Linked DNA regions of Mus musculus: all the other regions are linked to region 3. A link is a loop called in an ENCODE intact Hi-C map of the cell type or tissue named here. Cell type or tissue: gastrocnemius. All regions are shown on one strand.

Region 1 (8,000 bases), 100 kb after region 3:
ACTCCCAACACCACCTTACAGGCTCACTTTACACTGCACACACAACTGTAGAGATTCCCTCCATACATCTGGGGAAACTGAGGCACAGAGAAGAGCATGACTAGTACACTGGATTTAGAACAAGACCACATGCCATGGAACAGCATCTTCTACTGCCTTCCTGTGGCACTCTGTAAGCCTTTCTTTCCCTGGTCACTTGAAATCAACAGGCAGCCACAGCCAGGGTGGCATTCACAGGCCTCTGTGCCACACCTGAACTAGCATGGGGCAGCACTGTGCTGTCACACCCCAGCAGCACCCACTCTGTCCCCACCACAATTGGGAAGGAACTTCTAGCCGAGGACATAGTACAGGTTGCCAGGGGCTCCCATCACTTGCCCATCTGGACCAGTATCACTCCCTGACACTCATCCATGCCAGGTTCCAGAATGGTGCCAGTCATCCCAGGGGTGGCACAGTGGAATCTTTCCCTGTTGACAATGAAAGCCCTGACCTGCCATATGTACACAGCAGCCACACTGGGACCCATGTGTCTCTTCCCGCTCTCCTCTGTCGATGAGGGTGAATCTCTGTTGTGCATGCATTAGGCTGGCCAAAGCTAAGCCATGATCCACAGGTGGGCCAGACAACACTTGTGCTCCATTTCCAAATGGAGCCCAGAGCACCCAGCAATGGCAATGACCATCCACACTCCTGAGGGGCTGCTGCATGTGGGGTTTTCCTGCTTAGAGGGGAACCGAAGTTCCAGGTGAGCAGGCCAAAACTGGGAAGGTGTCCCAGTGCAAAGACCATCAGACACGCCATGGTTCAAACCCCAGTCTCCTTGCCATAACAATCCCAGCCCTCCTCCCCTGGGGACAAACACTACAAATACAAATGCAAAGTGTGGGCACCTGTGCTCCCTCTGAGGGCCCCTGATTACAGGAGACACAGAGGTATCAATTATGTCCTGAAAGCATGAAATTAACCCGCACACACCCAGCCATTATCCCCACCGCCATCAGATAAATGTCTGGAGGTCCTGCCAAGTCTGAGGATGCCCTCTCCTTACACCCACATCTCAGGAGGGATCCCGCCTCCCATACCACTTGCTCTCAGTTACTCTCAACATCCATGGTAGAAGCCCCTCCTTCCTTAGCTAGGAGGGAGAGGGGACAGTCCCCTGGGAGGAGGTACTTCAGGCTAGGAGCCTACAGTGAGCTGTTTCCAAGCTCATTCCCTCCCTGTCCACTTTCTCCTAGAGGAAGCTGCTGTACCCATTGGTTTATGCAATGTAGCCAAGGGCCACACTGCTGCTAGTAGTAACTTTGGCTTGGGGGTTAGGGGGAGTATGCTGGAGTCAGGGAACCTTGAGTTCAAATCCCTATCACTTGTCAGAGCTCAAGTCATTGAAGTCTGGTCATCCCATGGCTCCTGAAAATGGAGGCCAACCCCTCTCTCTTGAGGAATGAAAGGATCAGCCCTCCCTGCAAGCGGAACTCTTGAGGCTGTCAGATGGGTGCATTCTGAGATGATGTACAGATGCTTCCTGAGCCAAGGCCTCCCAGCTCTAGATCTCAGTTTCCTTCTGAGCACAGGCGCTGCTGGGTTGCAGGGACGTGGGATTTTCCAGCATCACACAGAGGCGGTCAGATCCCTGTGGGTGGGTGCGGCGAGAGAGGTAGGGCTGAGACGCTCAGAACTGAAGGGCTATAATGACAACAGCGCACAGACAGCTCCGGGACTGACACACATACAGGCTCTAGCACTCAGATCTGCAACGGCGAACCTGGGGAGTTCAGGGTCTGCCAGACGCCACCACCCAGGCTCTGCGGGAACCGCGCAAGGGCGGAGTCCCCTGCTGCAAAGCTCCGCCTGTCATCACACCTCTCTCTACGGTTAGGACTGCGGCGACCCAGAGCCCCTTTCCGGGACCTGGATCCCTTTACTGAAGCAACCTGGGACCCCCACGAGAAGCAAGGAGTGACGCCCGCCAGACAGCCCTGCGCAGCCACCCTAGCTGGCACGGTGGGAAGAAATTCCGGCATATGCCGCTCCGCGCCCCCGGCTTAGAGACAGAGGCTGCAGGCCGGCCTTTCGGGGCTGCACACCCTGGAGAAAAAGTTGGGTGGAGCCGCTGGGCTCAGGAATTGGCTAGAGGAATTGGCTACGCACTGCAGGTGTATCCAGTCCTCGAGACCCTACTGAGGTTGCCGCTACGAACCCGCGGATTCCGGGTCGCAGCTCTCACCTGCGCTCATGTCAGCGGCAGCTCCCAGTAGGGTGGTCCCCGCGCTGCGACAGCCCGAGGACCGGGCGGGCAGGTGCGGCGCTGGCAGGATCCTCAGCACGCTTGAGGCCAGCGGCTCGGCGCACACAGTACCCGCTGCCCGCAGCGCCACCGCAGCTCGGGGCTCCCGCCCCGCCCCTTTGCCCCGCCCCTCAGCTAGGCCACGCCCCTTGTCGAGCCGCGGGAGGGTCGCATCCTGGGAAGTGTAGGCGCTGTGCCCCGGCTGCCCGCCTGCGCGCCACCGCAGTTGGACGTGCGGACTACAAATCCCGGCAGGCTGTGTGTTCCGCTCAGGCGCAGACTGGTGGTAGCGCAGGTACCCTCCTGCACCTGCTCCGAGAGCTCTGCAGAGCTGTCAACAGGGTCTAAGGGAGGCGTGTAGGACTGTAGCTCATCTCAGCACTGGACTCTCAAAGAAGGAGGCCCAAGGAAAAGCGATCTTGGAGCAACTCTACAAGAGTGATGGAAGGTCTCAGCAATAGACCTTCCCTTCCTTACCAATGCACAGAAAAGGGGAAACTGAAGCGGAGGGGGAGAAGCGGGATAGCGAAGCAGGAACAGGATTTAATCACACACACACACACACACACACACACACGGCGAAGTCTGGATTTAATCACACACACACACACACACACACACACACACACACACACACACACACACACACGGCGAAGTCTGAATGGGTTGGGATCCAGACGCAGGTGTCTGGACTCCAAAGATAGGCAGCCTCGCCTTATGCCCCAGACGCTCTCCCGGCTCGGCTGACGCTAGGCGGTGCACACTGAGGAGGCTCTGGCACATCCTGCCCTCTCACCATCCTGCCCATACGCTAATCGATTCCCTTGTGACGTCAGGCGTCCAGCGCAGGGCGTGGAAAAACAGACTGAAAGAAAAGCATAGGGAGGCGCAGGTGGATCCTGCCTCGTATCGGTGGTGACAACAGGTGGGCACAAGAGACTACAAGAAGACAGCCTAGAGAGATGAGGGAGCACGGATGCGCAGGGCCCAGAATGAGAACATACAGGATCTGCCACTGCATGAACAGGCACAGGCCAGGGACGTTTGGCCCAGGTCAGGGCTGTTCCATGTACTACTGAGGCAGAAGCAGAAATTCCTCCCCAGTGATCAGTATTGTCCATCTATTTCAAAGGGGACCAGGAGGCCAAAGGCTCTGGTAAAGAGGAGAAGCCCCGAGGAAACAGCACATTTCTTTACATCCTATAAACCAAGAGACTCTGCTGGCAGCTGTACTTCCAGTCTCAGATGCCCACAAAAGAACGGGCTGCCTCTGGGATCTCTTGCCCAGAAACCTTGCTAATGGAAACTAGTTTCTACATGCTCCAAAAATGTGTTTTGACTCCACCTGCCTCCATTGGTTAGACCTAAGGACAGTCCCTATCCTTTAGGATAGTTCTTAGGAGCCTGCAAGCTCATGCTTATGTGTCCTAGCAACCTCTGAGATCCTTGAGTATTCTGATATTATTTCATAGTGCTGTTCCAGTGCCTCCCACAGGCTTGCGACGGGCACTGGAGATATACTTACTGAAGAAACAGGGTGGGAAAGGCAGGACAGATATTGTCCAGCAGGTTGAGTCCTTTGAGAAGCTATTCATGTTTCCTGTCTCTCATCTGGGGCCAAAGTAGCAGCATGCCACCCCCACCCCTCCCCTCACACACGAAGGTGACACAGGCTGGTAAAGACACTGGTGGTGTTGGCTGTGATGCCTTCCACTCTGGTGGTGGCCACTGTCACACTTCTTGGCAGAGGCCTTGCAAGTCAGGCAGCCTGTGCTTGTAGACTGGTCTTGGAGCTCAGCATGCAGTGGCCTGTGACTTCTAGAGGAATTGACATGTCCCTCTGAGAAGACACTTTCCAACACACAGGGGCTGAATGACCCAGAACATTCTCTTACAAGGGCAGTATGAAGACCCGTAGGTCCTAATCCCGGTCACCCAGGAGGTTGATAACCAAGGCAGCGCTGATCCAGCTGCAGCTTTTCAATGCACAGAACTCTGCGGGGCTAGATCTGTCTTGTGGTAAATCAGTCTATTTGAATATATTAAGCCAGACCTTTGTTCTGAGTCTGCAGGGCTGTGACCTGTAGGTGACCTCAGCCACTTGCTTTCTCACGATGCCTCGGTTTCCACACCTTCCCAGTCACAATGAAATTCGGTGGGTTAAATTAGTAGTGCCAGGAACACTGTTCAAAGCTGCTAGCCTAGAGCCAATGCTGAATAAACAATAGTCAAGATGACAGTGGCTGTTGATGAAGGGGTAGATGTGAGCCATCACCCCCTTCAAAGCATAGCCCAGTCTCACTCCGATCCATTCATGACTGCGGTCAACAATGACTTAGGAAAACCAAGTCCAACCATTAAGTGTTGCAGTTTCACTGCTGCTGTTTGAGCAGCCTGCCTGTAGAGGGAGCCAGAGGCTTCAAAGAGAGCACCAAGGCTCATCCTTAAGAGCCAGACCAGGGTACTCTCACTGACCTCTGAGACTCGGAGGCAGAAGCTGATGAAATGTGGAAGGCACAGTCTTGAATGTCTAGCCTCCAGAATCACGAGCCACAGGGCTTCTATTTTTAATAACCTACCTGGCTCACAGCAACAGAATATGGCGTAAGATAGGGCATTCAACTTGACTCATCTCTGTTTCTGGAAAATCCTGGAGGGGGTGGAGCTTTCTTAGGCACCAGGGCACAAGGGAAGGGATGGGTGTGGCCCAACACCCTCAGACTGCTGGCAGCTTCAGGATGCATCACTGGTCTGTGCCCTTCCAGGGAGGATCTATCCATACAGGACTGCCTTTCATGGGATCTGTGTTCTTTGTGATTAGGGAACATTTAAAGACAAGAACATCCACATGTCCCCTGTGCTCTGACCCAGTATTCTCTTAGCTTAGAGACTGCGATCTGGAGAAACCTGTTGTATTATCAGGCCAAGATGTTGGAGTTGCTAGACAAAATGATGCCCAAAGCCAACAAGAAGGGGACAGGGTGCATAGGACACAGGACAGGATTGTCAGAACCCCCACCTGGCCTTAGGGACATCGAAGGGTGCTATGTCACTCTTACCTTTAGGAGAGTATCCTAACTGTTGACTATGGAATGTAGGTTACCATGGCATGAGGCACAGAGCAAATACATAGCTCCTGGCCTGTGGCCTAGTTGGTTCTGAGAATCACAAGCCAATCACTGCTTTCTCTCAGGCATAAACTCAGGTTATAAACTTGAGTGTGTTCCTGGAAACATGGAGCTACAAGATGAGGGAGACAAAGGAGGCGGCTGATGATTACATCTGAATCTGACAGTGCAGCTGACAAGCTCAGCCCATCCTGCCATGTCTCAGAGGAAGTTCCCTCATGGCTGAGATCCGTGAGGCTTCCTAGGACACAGGTGTTTCCATCAGTGCCCAGGGGACAAGCCCAGGCCCCTGCCATGCATGAAGCCCTTTGCATTGCTTCAAAATGAAGAGCATTTACCTTGAAAGTATTTACTTCCTTTTGAAGATACAAAATCCCCAGAAGTATAGAAGGCTATCAGGTGGAGCCCCTAGCATCAGCCTCCTGGGGAGAGCAAGTGGGGTGTGGCAGGTTTGAGAAGAGTGAGACGGGGGAGCTGAGGCTATTCATAAGGCAGAGGGACCTCAATGGCAGCCAGAGTTGGATGGACCTCACATGGATGGAGCTTGGCTCAGGGTGGAGTAAGGGATAATAGGTTTGAAACTACCCGAAGGGCCAAGCCGGGCAAGGCAGTCACAGCAGGGCTAAGATACTTCTGTGCCAAACCCTATGGTTTCTATGCATTATCTCAAGGGTCTTATCATCTCCATTTTATAGACAGAGAAACCGAGGCATTTGCTATTGCTAAGTGCAGCCACTAGAATGTACCCAGACAGTTTTGGGAGAGAGTGAGCCATGTGTCATCAGTACTTGTCCTCCCAAATCTGTCATTACCTATAAAGGACATAAGAATCTAAGAGCCACTTATGGAGTAAATGGTCAGAGCAGGGGGCCTGTCCTGCCAGACCATGCCTTGTCAAGCTCTGCCCCTGGCCGTCAGGAATGCTTACTCTGGAAAGCACAGGCTCGGTCTGTGGGCCCTTGCTGAGCTTCTTCCCTGTGGCAGCCTCTCCTGAGCCCTGCTAAGTCAGTGCCCACCACACCCAGGGCCTTGCCAACCACTGCCACGTCACTTCAGGGTCTCAACCTCCACCTCCTGCCTGGCTCTGCCACCAGCATCAAGACTGCCAGGTGATCCTAAGTCTTCCTCATATTAGGGATCATGGCATATGTCCTGGTCTCCAGAGACCTCTGGGGCCTCTGGAAAAAAGAGGCCACTGAACTGTGGGGTGACATTTCCCTCACATCACCACTCCATTGGCACCTCCATTCCATAAAGGAAAGAGGTCAGACCTGTGGCACCCCTCCCAGCCTCCTGGCCTCTGCCCGGGTCTGTGGAGGTTTCGCTCCAAGTGACTCTGGAGAAGGTGCCGCAAGGCAGAGTGGCTCGCCGGGGGCCTGGCCTAGAAAGGTACGGGTCTGGAAATGTAGCTGAGTTCCTGCCTTTAAGGCAGCAGTGGCAGAAGGAGGTCCAGTCTAGGCTGTGCTCCCCACATCTAGCTGAGGTATTGATCTGCTTCACAGCCCAGGAGAGAACCAAATGAAATAGGATGTCATTACGGGCCTTTCCAGCCACTCAATAATTTAAAGCCTTGCCATGTGAAACCAGGAGCGAGCACAGCAGCCAACTCACTTCTCTGCGTTGCTCGCTCTCAAAAAAATAGTCGCCACAGCCGGGTAGTAGCAACACACACCTTTAATCCCAGTACTCGGGAAGCAGAGACGGGTGGATCTCTGTGAGTTCAAGGTCAGCTTGGTCTGTCTACACAGAGAAACCCTGTCTTGAGCAGAGGGGGAAAAGAACTGTAGTCTCCACGCTGGGCAGACAGCCGAGGCCAACCTTGGCTCACATGAATTCTTCCCACAGGACAGAAAAAGGGAGATGCAAGGATGTGGGATGACGTCCATCAGTCCAGACTGTTCCTAATTCCTGCTTGATGTATAGATACAGTAGAGTGTTGCATCTTCTTTCACTAAGTAATCATGACACACAGTTGGCCTGAACGCCAGAAAGAGGCAGAGCATAAGGCTGCATTTGAGAAATGGCACACACATGAGGCCTCAACCTGTTGGCCACTGGAGGAACTGGACTCATGCAGCAGAAACAGGGGAGGTGTTAGGAGCACATAGCAAGCACTGGGTGAACTGGCCGGTGAGAGCTGGGTAACAAACACCACAATGGGCTTGAGTGCCTTAGAAGTGTGTCTTCTCCCAAACCTAATGCATGGATGTTCAAGGTAGGAGGGTTGCCATTTCTGAGACTGGCGATAATTTGTCCCGGACCCTTCTCCCTGGCAGATCAGGGGCATTCCTTCCTCTTCATGCTCTGCTCTGCCTCTGTGTGTGTCCCCTTCTCGTGGGGATTTAGCTGTGTGGGTTGAAGTCCATCCTAGTCACCTCATCTTAACCTGCATATCCTGGACAACCTTGTCAAAAGTCACATGGTGTGATGACTAATAATGAAGCAAACTTGGAAGAATCTACAACCAGCTCAGAGACAAGACCCTGGGTGTGAGAGGGTGTTCATAGAGGTTTTTTGTTTTTGTTTTTTTTTTTTACATTTTTTTAAAGATTTATTTATTTATTTATATGTAAGTACACTGT
Region 2 (8,000 bases), 270 kb after region 3:
CTTACAATGCTGCTCCTGGAGCTGAGGCAGAGCAGCCACTCAGCTCTGGAGCTCTGGCGCCCTCTGCTGGCTGCCTGTGGTCAGTGCAGGCAAGAAGCTTAGTCGTTTAGTCTGCTTAAAGCCTTAGGTCTGAGAACTCAAGATCAGCCTGGCCTCTGCTTTCTGGAACAGCGATTCAGGCTGCCCCACAGTGTGCCCATGGTGACTCTCAGCTAGGCCTTTGCTACACCTACAAGTTGGGGCTCCTGTAAGTGGGACTTGGTGCCTGGGCGATGTATCCCAGGAGACAATCCATTCTTTAAAGACAGGTGCTGCTGTGATGGGGCCAAATACAAGCTCTCTGTGATGTCCCAAACTTACTCTAATGGCTTTAATGAGCAACCAGCACAAGCTGAGGGTACCTGCCAGGCTGCACACAGAGCCCTTCAACAGAGAAGATGGCAGCTCTGTGATTTCTGAGCCCTGATCCTTCTCCTTAAGGTCGGACTGCTAGGTATTGGTGCTTCTAGCCCCCTCCACGCTATTACTGACTGAAGACTAAGGAGGCTTGAGACTTCCCCTGGCCCTGCCCAGCCTTCTGGTGATGCTAGACAGAAGAGTCCATCAGAGCCTGGGAAGCTCCTGGCCCGGGTCAGGATTCTCTCTCTGGAGGAACAGCAGTTGCTTGAGGTGACTCTAAGAGCCCAAATACACACAGAACTGAGATGGGCAAACATACTTAACTCAGCATAGCACACAATGCTTGGGAACACCCTATTTTGGCCACTTCCATAGTCGTGAGTTATCTCGTTGGAAGAGAGGAGCCTAAGTGCACCAGGCCAGGTAGCTTAGAGCTGGGTGGAGCCTGCACACACTGACCCAGAGGAAGGCAGGAAGGCCACCTAGGCTGTTCAGCAGGTCCCTTGAGGGGTAAGCATGAAAGCTGGACTAAGAAATAATAGAGATGAGAGTGAGACCTCCCCTGCTGGGTGGCCTTCACCTGGTACACTATAAACCTCAGGCCATGCAGGTGGCCCGCTGACCATGGGCCCTCAGCCCAGTTAAGGTCCAGCCCAAGGTCTTCACTCCCATCTGAGTACACAGTGCGCAGTGCTGCAGGTCAACACTGTTCCCAAGCGGCTCTAGGATGAGTCAAAAACACCTCGCTCACTATCACATGTCCAGCAACTTTGCCAATTACTGACTTGGGGACTCTAAGCAGATATCATGGCTGGTTCCATGGCAGACCACTAAGGCTGATCACTAAGAGTCCTCACAGAGGAAGGAAAGCCCTACACTGTCGGGCACCTCCAAGCCTGTGGTCTCCCCAGGAAGCAGAGGGCACCTCTAGTCTGACCTGAGAGCTGGGAGAGTCACACCCTGAGAGACCCGTGGAGTGTGAGGGCAAGGCGAACCTCTGGGAACAGCGGCTTAAGCACACAATGGCTGCTGCTCAAACAAGCACCCCACTGGTACCTGCCACATCCATGCCAGGCCCTGAGGAGCCTGCACTCCAGAGAGGGTGTGACACCAGCAGCCCACTCCAGCCTGTGGCTTAGGAACAATCCCAGAGCCCCAAAGAGGTAGCATTGGTCTCGTGAGGCCGATGACACTCACCCATTATCCAGGCCATTCTGCCCCAGCTTCTTCCCAATGTCACCGACCATCACCCCCGTCATGGGAAGCAGGGTCTTCGTGTCACGGATCTGCACAGAGCCACAGGAATAATGGCTAGGTAAGTCTGTCAGCACACAAGAAAGCATGTCCAGACAAGCTGACAGGGGTGACTCTGAATAGCTCTGAGTCATACTGGGTCCCCTGAAGTGATGTGCCCAGGTCTAGAGATGGGGCCTTCTGTGGAAAACAGACCTCTGCAGCTGTCATGGGGCAGAGAGCTCAACACAAGATCATCTTGATTCCTAGATGTGCCATAAATCCATGGTAAGAGTCCTAACAAAAGAGAAGTTTAATAGAAAGGAGGGGTGGCGGGGGTGGGCAGAAGCTGGCATGGCATGGCTACCAGTGAGGGAAGCCAGGAGCTGGGGCAGGTAAGATGGAGTTTCCTGGGCTATCAGAGAGCACCCTGATTCATGACTGCAGGTTTAGCAGCGTGTGGCTTCCCTGTTTTAGTTCTGGCTATGGTGTGACACTGTTCACACCTTAAGAGAGAGGACCTGCAGTGGGCTCCCAGTATTATGACACTATTAGCTGAGCACATATGTGCTGTGGGAAAGACAGTCAGGGCAAGCTATGCCGATCTCATCTCCCCTAATGGGTGTCCACTAAGCATTCCCTACAGGAACACAGGCACGACTGGTTGTAGACTCCTGACCTAGGGGCACTGTGAAAAAGCAGGTTTCATGCCACATTAAAGCAGGATCGCCAACCTGAAGGCAGAGGCCCCACTGCCTCCCTCCCCATCAGTGGGCTGAGGACAGTGTCTAGAGATACTGTTATTCTAAGTGATAGACAACAGCGAGGACCACAGCTGCCACTGACCCACCCAGACAACACAGGTCTGGAGGCCAGACGCACTGAGGCGAGGAGATCTGGAGGCTGAGAGAAGAGCCCAGGGTACAGTATGTGCTTAGCATGTGGGCGACCTTGGGTCCAAACTCCAGAAGCAAGGGAAGAAAACAGGGACGGGGGGTGGGGGGTTGAATCTAAGCATTTGGAACTTAGCTCTTTGTAAGAGCTACTAGCTTTTGTTTTGTGTATCTGATTTTTATTGAAAAAATATATATAATATATAATTTTTAGTAAAAACATGTATGTAATATTGAGGTTAAAACTCAGCCATAAAGCATCTTTTAATTTTTTAAAAAATCCTGCAGTAAAGCTAGGTAAAAATTTAAACACAAACTTCTCTTAAACCTTTTAAAATAAATGCCATAAAACCCAGACAGTTGGAGAGAGACTGATGACGACCAGGAAGTGTCAAGGTTTAGATCCTGGTCCTCAAGGTCAAAGGTCTGGGCTTCAGCCAATAGTGCCGTGGGGAGGTGGGGCACGGGTGTGAGGAAATCAGGCCATTGAGAGCGTGTCCTTTAAGGGGCTACTGAGACACTGGTCCATTCTGTTACTTCTTACTTTGTCCCCAGTCACAGCTTACTCAGCCACACCTGGGCTGCCACATCTGGACTGCCACACCAGGGTACCTGGGCTGCCTCAGGCCCCTAGTAGCACTAGTCAGGACACTATGGACTGAGCCGTCAGAAGCTAAACTAGAACAGACCTTTCTGTCTTTGAGGCTGTTGTGTTAGGGATTCTGTCACAGCAACAGAGAGCTAAAATAGGAGGGACAACCAGCAGGGTAAAAGCAGTTGGCGGCGTTTTTCAGAAGATCCGACAAAAACCCACAAGCAGTGGTGGCCGGAGGGATGGAGTAGTAGTTCCTGCGGAGAACACAGGTTTGGTTCCCAGCACTGACATCAGGCAACTGGCAGTGCTTCCGGTTCTAGGGCATCTCACGCCCTCTTCTGGCCCTCACAGGGACTGCATGTATATTCAAGCATATCCCTGCAGGGCAGCACAGGCATCAGCTGGAGGGGGATGGTGCGGTGTCCCTGAGGTGTCCTGTGTAAAGATGTGTGCCTGTGTAAAGACAGGCCTGTTGGGAGCTCTGTGCATCGCTCACAGAGACTCTAGCAGGACTGTGTCCCTGCGGGCTGGAACTAAAGCGTGCTGCAGGAAGCCTGCAGGAAGCTGAGACTCAGTACAAGCATCTCCCGAAGGCAGACAGGGCATGTGGCTACAGGCTAACTGTCCATCCGCGCCAGCCCCGCCCAGGTCTTACCTGCACCAGGAAGGAATGCAGCCCGTGGCACTGGCCGTCTGGCATGTACAGTTGGGCAAACACCACCGCATGAGTTGCCGTCTTGCCCAGGTTGCCCACCCAAAATTTGGCAGCCTCGAAATCCGGGGAATGTAAGATGAATTCCTGTGAAGGGGAGATTAGTATCCTTGCCATCAGCAGCGGGGACCAGAGAATGGCTTTCCCTCCACAGCAGGCCAACCCCTGCGCTCCAAGCCTCGGAGCCAACAGTGAAAATGGACTGAGCACTGTATTTCCTGTGTGGGCCAAGCTGACTTTATGTTTGTTTCAGGATCACCTTACAGAGGAAATGGAAAGTGAGGTTCAGTCCCACACAGTGAACAGCTGGCTGTCACCAATAGAGTCTGATACTGGCTACACTGCCAGTAGAGTCTGCTTGACCTTTTGCCATATCCCCTTCTGACTGCTAATGCATGCTGCCTGCAAGGTCAAGTTCTGCTGAGTCAGCAATTAATTGCCCCCACCCCCACCCCCCAACCTAAGGTAAGGCCATGGGGCACTGTCCTCGGCCAGCGGCCAAAGGCCAGTGCAGGCTTCCCACAAGTCCCACAAAAGCCACAGGCACCAAAGTACAATGGGAGCAGACAGGGTCAAGGAATCAGAAAGTCCAAGATAAAAGTCTTTGTCAAGAAGCAGGCAAGAAAGTTTCGGGGCGGGGGGGGGGGGGGGCTATGTGCTGACAGGTATGACAGCCTGCATGGTGGTCCTGCCCTAGCAGGATTGCATTGTATGGTCCTCTCCAGCTCCACTACATCAGCCCAGGCCAGGGTCCACAGCCAGCCACGTGGACAAATGGACAGTGTGCAAGCGCTGAACGCTGAGCTTAATTTTCTGAACATAGAGCTCTCTATCACACACCAGTTAACAGGAGAGGTGAGCCTCCCCCCTCAGCATGTGACAGAAAGTGGCAGAGGGACATAGTCCTCAGGCAAGTGGGGGAAGGAGGCTTCCACACTCCATTCAACACTAACCATGATAATCAGAGACAGCACAAGTCCAGGAGGCAAGGGTGTTTCTAATGTCTTAGCAAAATGGTAGAATGCTGTGACCATCAGGACTGCCCTTAAGGCTGTGGGAAAGAACTCTGAAAAACCTAAGTTCAAGAATATATAATTTCTCAAGTATCCAAAATATAAGGATGCAATATGAATTGTATAAGGAGCTTCATGAACCTAAAAGAACAAAGGCAGCTGCACTCTGAGCCAACTTGTCAGAAAGATATTAAGAAAGGAGATAAAGAGATTTAGGGGGCTGGTGAGATGGCTCAGTGGTTAAGAACACTGACTGCTCTTCCAGAGGTCCTGAGTTCAATTCCCAGCAACCACTTGGTGTCTCACATCCATAATGGGATCCGATGCCCTCTTCTGATGTGTCTGAAGACAGCTACTGTGTACTCATATACATAAAAATAAATAAATAATTTTTAAAAAGACATTTAGGAAATGATTAAAGAGCAAGATCCCACCCAGCTAAATTTATTGCTTGTGCTTACAAAGGCAGGCATATTCCTGAGTTCAAGGTCAGCCTGGGAGAGAGCAAGGTTAGACCCAGGCATGGTAGGAATGGGTATCTCAGAGCAAGATTCCACCCAGCTAGCTTATTGTCTGTGCTTATAAAGGCAGGCAGATCTCTGAATTCATTTGCAACGTTAAGGGGGAAAAAGGAAAATTAATATATTGCTGTCTTTTTCTAAGAATCAGGGGTCTGGGGTCAGGGAATGCTGATTCATAGAATAATCAAAGGGGAACCTGGGGTAAACAACTGAATTGATATGTAAATAAAAGACTGGCCTTTTTGTCTGCAAGAGATGAGTTATTCAGAGAGATTTTAGATTTTTTTTTTCTAGCAAGAGACAGCTGCCTCAAGTAGAGGGCTTTCTGGAAAGTTGTCTTGAGCAAATCACAGGCTGTCAGCTTGCACCTCAGGATTGACTTCACATTTTTTTTTCCACTGCTCTCAAACATCGCTTCTCTCAGGGACCACTCCTCAAACTGAGGCTGGTCACTGGCACCTAGCCTCAGTTCCCCAAAACTTTATAAGCCTTGAATCATCCTAATACAAGTTGCTCTGTCTCCTGATCGCTGGTGCCAGTGTGGTCTTTCACTGAATACACTCACAGGCTTCTGAAACCCCATCTCTGTTCCCTCTGCTCTCACGGACTGAATCAGCCAATGATCCACAAGAGCAGCAAGACCCACAGAGTATCTGACTCTCTATGAGTTCCCATACCCATTTGCTCAGTGTGGAAGGTAAAAACTTTATGCCTCAGTACAAGGCATGCTTTCAGTTGGCCTCTTTAATGAGAATGTGTAAGGGGACAGCATTCTTGATTAACTATTGTTCGTTTACATTTCCTGTGTTCCATCCACCCAGGGCCCAGGGGAATCCAGAACTTACCTGAGTATCAGGATCATAGTGAGCTGTCGTTCGCATGGCCTTGGTATTACTCCCATGACTCAGTTCGGTGAGAGCAAAACAGCCAAAAATCTAAATGTCAAAGCACACAGAGATGCCAGGTAAGAAGTGTGTTCTTGTGTGTGTGATCCTACAGGGACCTTGCCTCTATGCCCTAGAGGACTAAAGCCAGGAGCCCAGCCACACCTCTCCCTCCCTACACAGCCAGACTATGGCACGACTGAGACATCCCATCGCATGGATACCACTCCCACCTACTGGCATAGATGCCATAACCTATGCTATGTTGAGCACAGGCTGCAAAAATCTTTATAGTCAGAGGAGGCCACAGGGGTATTCAGTCAGACAGGAAAGCTAAGACCACAGGCAGGCAGGGTGGGCAAGGAAAAACACCAGCCCGAGAGCCCTCCTATGAGCAGGGCCTGCCCCCACCCTCAGGTCTCTCCTGTGGCCTGCCCTGTCCACGGCTAAGTATGGTGAAGGCACTGGGCTCACAGCTCACATGGCCAACTTACCTCCAGGCTATAGATCTTCTCAAGGTACTTGAAATGCTTCTCAGAACCAGAAACGAAAACTGTGGTTCCAAAAACCTGAAAGGTAACACACGGGTCAGAGGTGGGTGCTGCTGCTCCTGCCTCTGGGCAGGCATACCCCACACCTACCCTCCGACACACACTCTATACACACCCCACACATACCCCACACGCCTCTTCCTATTGGACTGTACATTCTGAATAAACATATTTAATCCGAGAATGCACAGGTGCAAATTTACACCAAAAGCTGAGAATCTGATCTTGTCACTGAATCTTAAAAGCTGTACATTTTAAGAGCCACGGGGCTGTGGTTTGTGTCTGATGTGTGTGGTGGGCCTGTGTGGACATGGGTCCCCTGCCCTCTGCCACACACTCACCAACATGTGGAGGACGCATTTGTTGGCCAGGGACCAGTCGTACATGCCCAGGCAGTTAATCAGCACTAGAATCTTCAGGGGGTTCTTTAGCAGTTCCTCTACTTTGAAGAAGCCATACTCAAAGACCCTCTTGCAGCGAAGGAAGTTCAGTTCTCGTAGCTTCTCTAGGGGCAGGTCGGCCCCGTACGAGCGGGCAAAGAGAGGGTCATTCTCCAAAGTTGAGAAGATGGTTTTCTGTAAACACAGAGCACAGGGTGCTGACTTGAAAGTCAAAGGTGCGTTTGGCTTCTCTCAGGACCACTGACTGCCTAATCCCTAGTCTGACCCAGGAGTCCCCAGATGAAGACATTCATCCCAGCTGAAAGGAAAGACATGGGGATTTCAGAGTCCTGTCCATTCATTCCCCTGGCATCCTGGGACCATCCTGGGGTAAGGGGAGACAGACCCACACTGTCCTACAGAACCATCAGGGCCAGGAAGGCCACTGGGCTATATACGTCAGGGAGCAGAGACACAACCAGGCTGCACGCAGCCCTTACCTTGAAGTGGATTACATCCTGGCCGTCCCAAAAGAGCAGCAGCTCCCCAGAGTTGAAGGAGGCTCTTGCTCGGTAGGCACTAAGAGGGCCCTTGGGGGTGTCTGACCACAAAGCACTGTCTTTTTCTTCCGGTAGGGATCCCATGGTACTGTCACCTGCACAGAAAACCAAACCCTCCGTGAACAGCCGCACAACATCAGAACAAGAACAAACCCGGGGGCTACAAAGCCAACAGCAGCAGCGCAGACAGTGGCGCATCAGCCTGGAGGTACCAGTGTCCAAAGGGGAGGTGAGGCAGGCCCCCTTTCCGCAATGACAA
Region 3 (8,000 bases):
ACACATTTGTCGACTTTGGATCTTTCCTGGAAGCCATGCCTGCTTCCATCTTGTGGCTGGCTAGTCCCTCTCCCTGCTATACCACTGTGTCTCCTTCCCTCAGGCTCTGCAGATGCCAATCTACAAATGCTCATGCGTACTGTGCATTGGCCAGAGTACCTCTCTAACACAGACGCTGGCAGCCACATCCTGTCACCTTCCAGCCAACTTGGTCCCATGGGAGACACCTTAAGTCCTCTAGGGCTGTCATTGCACAGGGTAGGGTGGGGGGGACTGGTAACAGTAACTTGGCCACACAGTTTGCTAGCCCTGAATCTGCCTTCGGCTGGTTCATCCCTTCCCAAGAACCGCTTGCTTCCAGGACCACATCTTGAGTCCTGCTAGGCACTGGCTTCCATGGAGACTTCTTATATCTCCATGGCACCCTTCCCAGAATGCTCCAGCTGCCAATCTTCACATACCACCTGACTGGCCCCATCTCACTGCAGCTCCACAGGTCAGGCCCAGCTCTGGTCCCATGCCTAGAACAGGGCTGGGACACAGAAGGTGTTCAAGGCCTGTGGAATAGGTGACTGGACTGCTCCTGCTTGTCTGAACCCCAATCAGTACTGGAAATGCCAAAGATCTTCCACTTGTGATACCTGCAGATTCTGTCACATAGGGCTCTTGGTCACAGCTCTACCACCAGGTGCTTGCTTGGCTGCCACCCTCAGTACTCCCAGGTATGACTGACAGGCCAGGAGGACATAACCATAGACATGGCAACAAGAGACAACTCTTTCTCAACATGAACTCTCCAGGGGTCAAAGAATGAAGGGTTAAGAATGTGGCCCGCCCTCCCTCCCTTCCTCCCTCCCTTCCTCCCTCCCTTCCTCCCTCCCTCCCTTCCTTCCTTCCTTCCTTCCTTCCTTCCTTCCTTCCTTCTTTTCCTCCCTCCCTTCTTCCCTTGTTCCCTTCCTTCCTTCCTCCCTTCTTCCCTTCCTTCCTTCCTCCCTCTCTCCCTCCCTCCCTCCCTTCTTCCCTTCTTTCCTCCCTCCCTCCCTTCTTCCTTCCTTCTCCCCTTCCTTCCTTCCTTCCTCCCTCCCTCCCTCCCTTCCTTCCTCCCTTCCTCCCTTTCTCCCTTCCTCCCTCCCTTCCTTCCTCCCTCCCTCCCTCCTTCCCTTCCTCCCTTCTTCCTTCCTTCCTTCCTCCCTTCTTCCCTTCCTCCCTTCTTCCCTTCCTTCCTTCCTCCCTCTCTCCCTCCCTCCCTCCCTTCCTCCCTTCTTCCCTCCCTTCTTCCCTCCCTACCTCCCTTCCTTCCTCTTTCCCTCCCTCCCTCCCTCCCTCCCTCCCTTCCTTCCATTGGAGAAGAACAGAGCCACAGAATCCAGTCCTGCCGCTGGCTGCTACTGAGTGGCTGGGGAGGGGGGGCAATGAGCTCATCAGCAGACACTGGCACATCCACCATTCCATATTCCACAAGGGTCTCATGGTGGAGGACACGGAGGTGACACCAATGCCAATGGCACAGGGCAGTCTGGAGTGAATTGTACTTCCTGAATCATTAAATCAGAGTCTCGTTTGTCTCCAATCCCCAAGCTGCCCTGAGCCCATGCCTCCCACCTTCCTCTCAACCTGGTGAAATAAGGCCAGGGATTACTCCTCTGAAAACTTTGGGGCCTTACTAGGAACCACTGAGACCCCTGGGTAGTGTCTTTTGTGACCCAAATGCTTGAATTATACCACCAGATCTCTGACTACCATGCCCATGTCTGTGTGTGCACATCTGTACTCACATATGTAAGTAAGGGACCCCAAGAGAGAGGATAGGACAAGAAAGATCAAGATGTAGGGTCCAGAGAACATGTGTCCACACGGTGCAAGTTAAAGGAGAGGACTCGGGGAATCAAGTCTCACTCTAAGGCCTTCAAGGTTCTCCTCTTACAACAAAAGCCAACCCTGTCCCTTTTCATGCAGACTCGGGCAGTTATCAATAACCATTCCCACAGAGCCAAGAAACATGTCTATAATAAAATGTATACCCATTGGTAGGATAGCTGTGCCTGGCAGAGAACGGCTGTCCCATGGGACTGGGCAGCACAGTGGGATGAAGGTAAGGGCACAGGTGCAATGCTAGACACTGTGGGTTTCCTACTCCGGTGACATGAAGTCTGGACACCAGGAGAAAAGCAGAGGCAGGGGGATGTAGTTATGACTGCTGGCACATGTCAGGTGGAGTGGTCCAAACCCTCACTAAAGGTTCTGCTGTGCAGAACCCTCCTCAGCTGTGGCACAGGTGCCAGCAGCACAGGTGCCTGGGTTCAAACCCTCACTAAAGGTTCTGCTGTGCAGACAACCCCCCCTTCCTCAGCTGTGGCACAGGTGCCAGCACAGGTGCCTGGGTTCCTAAGGGCCAGGTGAACTCACATAACAGCTGCTGCATCACTCACATTGGCTTGCTGTGGGGATGCAACAGAGGAAAGGGATGACAGACAAGCCCTTGTCACTGTGGGGATGACCAGTGAAGACACCTGATAATAGCCTGCCTCACAGAGACCAGCGCACTCAAAAGGTCCTGGGACGAACACCCCCGTACTGGCACCTGTAGATGAGAAAGTGCCACAGGGTGGTATAGGTACACACACAGGTCACACAGCATGGCCACAGCCAAAGCAGGACCCCGAGAGGTGACATCTACAGCCCTGCTTCTTCCCACACTGTATTCTGCTTCCCTCAGTCCTGAGTCTCAGGCAGTCCAGAGTCTCAGCCTGGAGGCCAGAACACTACACAGGGCAACGAGGGTAATAGGCAACCCCTACGTTCTGCTCTGTGGAGGAGCCTCCATTGTCCAAACCGGAGTCCCACAAAGCACATGTGCACCCTCGGCATGAGACAACCACCTAGGGCAAGGATCCTTGGGATGGAGTCCCGAGGGATGATATCGTAGCCACCCAGCAGATGTAGACATGCACAGGGGACTTTCCACTTCCTCTCACCATGCCTTCAGCTAGCTCTTCCCCCAAAAGAACCCTGAGGAGACCCAGACCTGTGGGACCACTTGGTGTGCCTTCTCACGTTGACATCAGCCTTGTGTGCATGCTCTGAGATCCCAAGGGACATCATCTGCTTACAAAGACTCCCCACAGAACAACATTCCAGTTTCCAGTTGGTCACAATGTCCGGCTGCCTGCACCTCCACTCGTCCCTCCCCTGTGTAGTGGTTAAATAGTGCCTCAGAAGTGAGGGTCTTAAGAACGGTCATGCTGTTGGCCAGGCAAAACACTCTTGTATGCCTGGTGCCTAGTGACCCGAGAGTCAGCATTGCTGCTCTGGCTTCTATCATAAGCCAGTTAGCAGGGCAGGCAGATTTCACGCAGAGTCGGTACCACCGTGATGCCAGCGGGGTTCCCTCTGCTTTCTCACACCACAGATTCCCGTCACCTCTACGTCCAACCTCAGCCACAGCTATGGACAACAACTGCTAGGCCCAGCTTAGACCAGAGGCTGCTTCTGTGTGAGACTGAGCCTGCCTGCAGCCTGTGCTGGCTCTGCCTGGGACCTACAGCATCTTCAGTGAACAACAGGATGGGAATGTACTCTATCCTTGGGAATCATCCCTAAGCCAGGCTTCACAACACCCGCAAGGCTAAGCATACACCAGCTTTGCTACCCGTGACATCGGGTCGTATTACCTAGGAAACTCCAAGTGCTTTCTCGGTGTGTTACAGGGACCAGGACAGTGCCTTGTACCAGTTTCCAGGTCTGTGCTCGCCTCCTGACCATGACCACATCTGCCCCCAGAGAAAAGAGGCCCTGGGAGCTGTTCTCTTTGCTTTCTTGCCTGCTCCAAGAGAACCACGAGGGGGCGCTGTGCACACACTAGCTAGCTATGTCACTGTGGAGAGACACTGCTTTACCTGGCTTGATTCACATTCTTAGGCTGTTTGGGAGGTCTTGGTTTTGTTTTAATTTTATTTTTAAGACAGAGTCTCACTATGTAGCTCAGGCTGGCCTCAAACTCACAGCAATCTTTCTGCCATCCAAATGTTAGGGTTACATGCTGTTGCTAGCTCTTAGGCTTAATTGGGGGGGAGCAATAAAGCTGAGATCTGGGGGCCCGCTCAGTAGGGGGCCCTTCGCTGGCAGTCTCCTGTGGGCTTCAGAAGAGCCACTCACGTGAGTAGAGGCTGTCCCCTGCCATTCTTTGGAGAGGTTCCTGGTCAGTCCCGCTGCTGAGGGACAGCGACTGACTGTCCAGGTCTGGAGAGTTAGTTCTGGTGTCTGCATCCCCCTTGAGAAGCAGCCAGGTTGTCTTCTGTAGAGGAAAAAAGGTCACAGGAACACTGAGGTCATCTGCGATGGTGAAACGTTTCACCAGAACGTTCATTCAAGGAGCTCCGTACGCCTAACCCACAAGCCAACTCCACTGCGGGAAGCCAAACGTCTAGTACCCGTCTCACCATTAAAGGCGTCTCATTCTGAAAGTTCATGATGCAGCTGGAGAGATGGCCGAATGCTGCCTGCAGCCTGCTGTTGTGATGTCTGGCCCCCACATCCTCTCGGGGCACTTTTACAACTGGCCACATCAAAGAGGTATGCCAGTAATGTCTATTACATTTGACTTTTCCGCCATTCATTTAAAAAACAAAACAAAACAGAAACAAACAAACAAAAAACCACCTGCCAAGCTGTTCTAGAACCTTCATGTCAAATACCCCAGAATGCACTGGGGTTATTTCTTTGTCAATGTTCGTATCTCCTCAGTCCCAGAACCACAGCCTGGCTACTCGGCCGAGGCAGGACCCTGGCAGAGCATGTGCCCATACAGAGTATAAAGGGAGGCAGACGAGTATGGCTCCCACCTTGGTCCTCCTGGGACTCCAGGGGCAGAGTGAGAAAAGGACTGGAGTTCCACTGGAGTGGCCATCCCACCCCGCAGGGCTGTGGTCCCCCTCCTTACCTTCCTGCTGTCCTGGTCAAAGCTGCTGTCCTCCACGTCCAATCGCCTGGCAGCTGGAAGGGAAAGTCGGTCTGTAAAGGCAGCTCACCCTGTGTCTGTCCTGGGCCCTACTTTACATAATGCTCAAAAGGGGGAGGAAAAGCAACCAAAAGGACAACGCAATGAATGCCTTTCACAGGCTGGAGGAATGACACACTGGAGCAGCCTCCTTGGGGGCCTGTGGCCCAGGAGGTGGGCGTGTCCTGAGCCACATATGGCCTTACTCTAGTTCTAGCCACACCTCCAACCTGGAGAAATGCAGCCACATCCTCAGGTGGAGCCACTTGGCATTTGATGGACATACTATTGACCTTTAGAGGGAGACCCTGAAAGGACAGAAGGTCTCGCCTCGACGGCCTTGGTGTCAGACACAGACACATGCTTTTGGGCATCACTGCTTCTTTCCCATCAAGAACTCTGCAAAACTGGGATCTGCTTCATTTCACAGATGGAGAGACTGAGGCTCAGGGAGGGGTCTCACTTTTGAGACCGTCATGAAGTGAGATGAGGGGGCTGAGAGTGACATGAACTCAGGTTCTCTCCCCTGCCTGCCCCATTGAGCTGCCTGACCAGCCCTGAGCTATGCCACTGGAGGAGTCCTCAAGAATCAGCAGAGTGACAGTGTGCCCAGAGTGACAGTGTGCCCAGAGATGAGCTCACTCAGAGCCAGGGCTCACCCCACAGCAGCGTGTTTACCAAGAAGACTCTTGGCAGCATTTTTATCGTCCCACTGGGCTGACCCTGTTCCCAGGAGTAAACAAAGAAACCATGCAAGGCATGCTGGTCTATTTATTTCAGGACTCAGACAGTGCAGGGAGACCAAGATCTACCCCAAACCCGTGCACACAGCAATTTCTGGAAGCCCTGGGATCCTCACCAGCTAGGGCTGAGCTCAGGGAGGAGAGCAGACAGGCTTCTTACCTGCAGCCTGCGGTGGGCTCAGCCCTGCCCATCTCTTGGAGCGCCCTGCCTCCTGCACCACCAAGGACAAAACTGACACCAGGCCAGAGAGCTTGGACATTGGGGACTGGGCTACAGGACCTTGACAAGATAGGGCCAAAATTGAAGACTGAGTACTTCCATTCTAGACATGCTGACTGTTTCTCCCCCTGTGGCTTCTGTATCTCCTGGTACGAGAGACTGGTTTGTTTTTTTGTTTGTTTGTTTTGTTTTGTTTTGTTTTCAGTTGGAAATAAACCCTCTGCTCTCTCCATATCCAGAGGCCAGTGAAGGCCAGCCTTGCTGGGGCGGTTCAGTGGAGGCACTCAGAGAGGGGGCAGTGTAACTCCTGCTGCTCAGGCAATGGCTGTCACTGGGCAGCAGCACAGAATGTGGCTAACGCACCAGCTCTGACAGAGGGCGCGGTGACAAGCTCTGAGCTCTGACAGTTCTGCTCCACCATGTCAGCCAGAGAGAGGCTCTAGCTCAGGGGCTCTTCGGGATGTGAAATCCCACCCTGGTAGCCCAAGCCATGGGTTTTCAAGATTTCATATAGCTATGGATAATCCACTAGCCAGACACACTCCAACATAGTGCCACCTTGGGCTCCAGAATAATCCTCCACTTGCTGGGGGGGATGTTCTGTGGAGACGTAACAAGGTCCTCTGCAAACACTACAAACTGTGGCAGGTGTGCAGTTTGCCAGACCAGAGCCAAATTCACCAGGCATTTTGCATTGTTGGTAGATTGCTTCCGTAACAACTCTGAGCCTCAGTTTTCTGATCTGTAAAATGGGAAAATACCATCATACCCTTCTAACTCATGTGGATAATGTCTGAGGAAATGAATGAAGGACAGCTCACAGGTCTGCAATGCCAGGAAAAGGCAAGAGGTCAACCCTGAAGGTAATTTGCAGGTATCCCTTCCCTCCTTCCTTGATGTGTCACATATGTGTACTGCTGCTGCTCATCGCTTCATTTCTATCTACTTACTCTCTTAACACTCCACTTACCCACCGACCCATCTGCATGCTCATCCACCTCTCTACCCAGACACTAACCCACTCATCTCCTCATGTATCTATCCACTAACCTGCCCATCAACCATCAATCTGTCCATCCATCCACCCACTCACCCACTAAGCTATCTATCTATCTATCTATCTATCATCTATCTTTTATCTATTCATGTATCCACCAATCAATTGCTCCATTCATCCACCCATGCATTATTAACCACCCACTCACTAAGCCATCTATCATCTGTCTATCTGTCTATCTATCTGTCTACCTACCTACCTACCTATCTTCCACTTTGGATAAGTGCACCCACTAACTGACTCACCTACCCCTGTATCCACCGTTCTCCAGTTATTCACCCAACCACCCACCTATGCTCTCTTTGTCCGCTTCAGTCTACTCCTTTGTCCACGGATGCATCCATTCATCCATGCTGCCCTTTATCTACCTGTCCCTCATCATGTTGGGTGCCTGCCACCTAGCCCTTCAGTATTCGTCCTCTCCTTCCCCACTGCACAGTGTGCACCTGCCCTGTCCTGAGCACAGGAACACAAGAAACAGACATGATCCTTTTCTGCCTCCGCTGACAGACTTTGTTCTCCCTGCAAGGGGTATAAATTACAAGGCCTAACCTTTGCTCACAGAGACCTGAGCACAGATCTGCCTCTACACTGAACAACTGATAGGAGATGCTCAAGGTCACGGCAGCATCTGATGTGCCTGGTGCTTCCTCCAGTGGCTCGCATATTGATAAGTAGACACGGAGAGTAGATGGCCACAGCACAGTGGCCCCAGAGCCTCCACGGAAGCCAAGCACCATGTTTCTGCTGGTACCTACCCTTCCATAGCTCTGGCTTCCAGGTGGTCACTGAGACTGTTTCAGGGTGATCAGGTCAGTCTGTGGCCACCAGGTATTCTCAGCTCTGGCCTCTATGGGAGCTCTGCCTGCCTTCGGTGTAGAGCCACCCCTGCCAGTGTCTAGTGTCACCCTATGAGTCTCCAAGCACAGGCTTTGACAGCTAGGCCCTAGGCACATCCGGTTGATGCTATCTCTCTTAAGGGAA

What was found. A loop is a pair of places that touch in the nucleus more often than their neighbours do. Peaks named below come from ENCODE experiments on the same cell type or tissue, not always from the same donor. Only the 100,000 strongest peaks of a DNase experiment are listed, where the experiment ranks them.
Region 1: a loop joins it to region 3, with 4 times the contacts of the local background. A loop is called at or near these places in 19 of 42 quality-filtered maps.
Region 2: a loop joins it to region 3, with 3 times the contacts of the local background. A loop is called at or near these places in 20 of 42 quality-filtered maps.

What each region holds. Positions count from the first base shown.
Region 1 is chr5:35,752,291-35,760,290 of GRCm38, reverse strand. Ablim2 (actin-binding LIM protein 2) reads right to left here and starts at 2,411. Exons shown (of 22, transcript NM_001177696.1): 1 at 2,231-2,411. The coding sequence starts at 2,240. In gastrocnemius, CTCF peaks have their summits at 2,355, 3,053 and 4,684 (motif pointing right); DNase peaks (open chromatin) are centred at 2,035, 2,485, 3,085, 4,692 and 1 more place; H3K4me3 peaks cover 2,782 bases; H3K27ac peaks cover 4,343 bases.
Region 2 is chr5:35,587,995-35,595,994 of GRCm38, reverse strand. Acox3 (acyl-Coenzyme A oxidase 3, pristanoyl) reads right to left here. Exons shown (of 19, transcript NM_030721.3): 3 at 7,682-7,836; 4 at 7,143-7,376; 5 at 6,745-6,819; 6 at 6,212-6,301; 7 at 3,776-3,919; 8 at 1,597-1,685. The coding sequence starts at 7,825. It overlaps 4931431C16Rik (RIKEN cDNA 4931431C16 gene), which reads left to right and starts at 7,232. Exons shown (of 4, transcript NR_045807.1): 1 at 7,232-7,417; 2 at 7,817-7,949. In gastrocnemius, a CTCF peak has its summit at 3,441 (motif pointing left); a DNase peak (open chromatin) is centred at 72.
Region 3 is chr5:35,854,120-35,862,119 of GRCm38, reverse strand. It overlaps Ablim2 (actin-binding LIM protein 2), which reads right to left. Exons shown (of 22, transcript NM_001177696.1): 16 at 4,940-4,992; 17 at 4,156-4,294. Among named protein-coding and RNA genes, the nearest start is that of Afap1, 35 kb to the left of the region's middle. In gastrocnemius, a CTCF peak has its summit at 3,837 (motif pointing right); DNase peaks (open chromatin) are centred at 3,841, 4,133, 5,717 and 6,305; H3K27ac peaks cover 2,089 bases.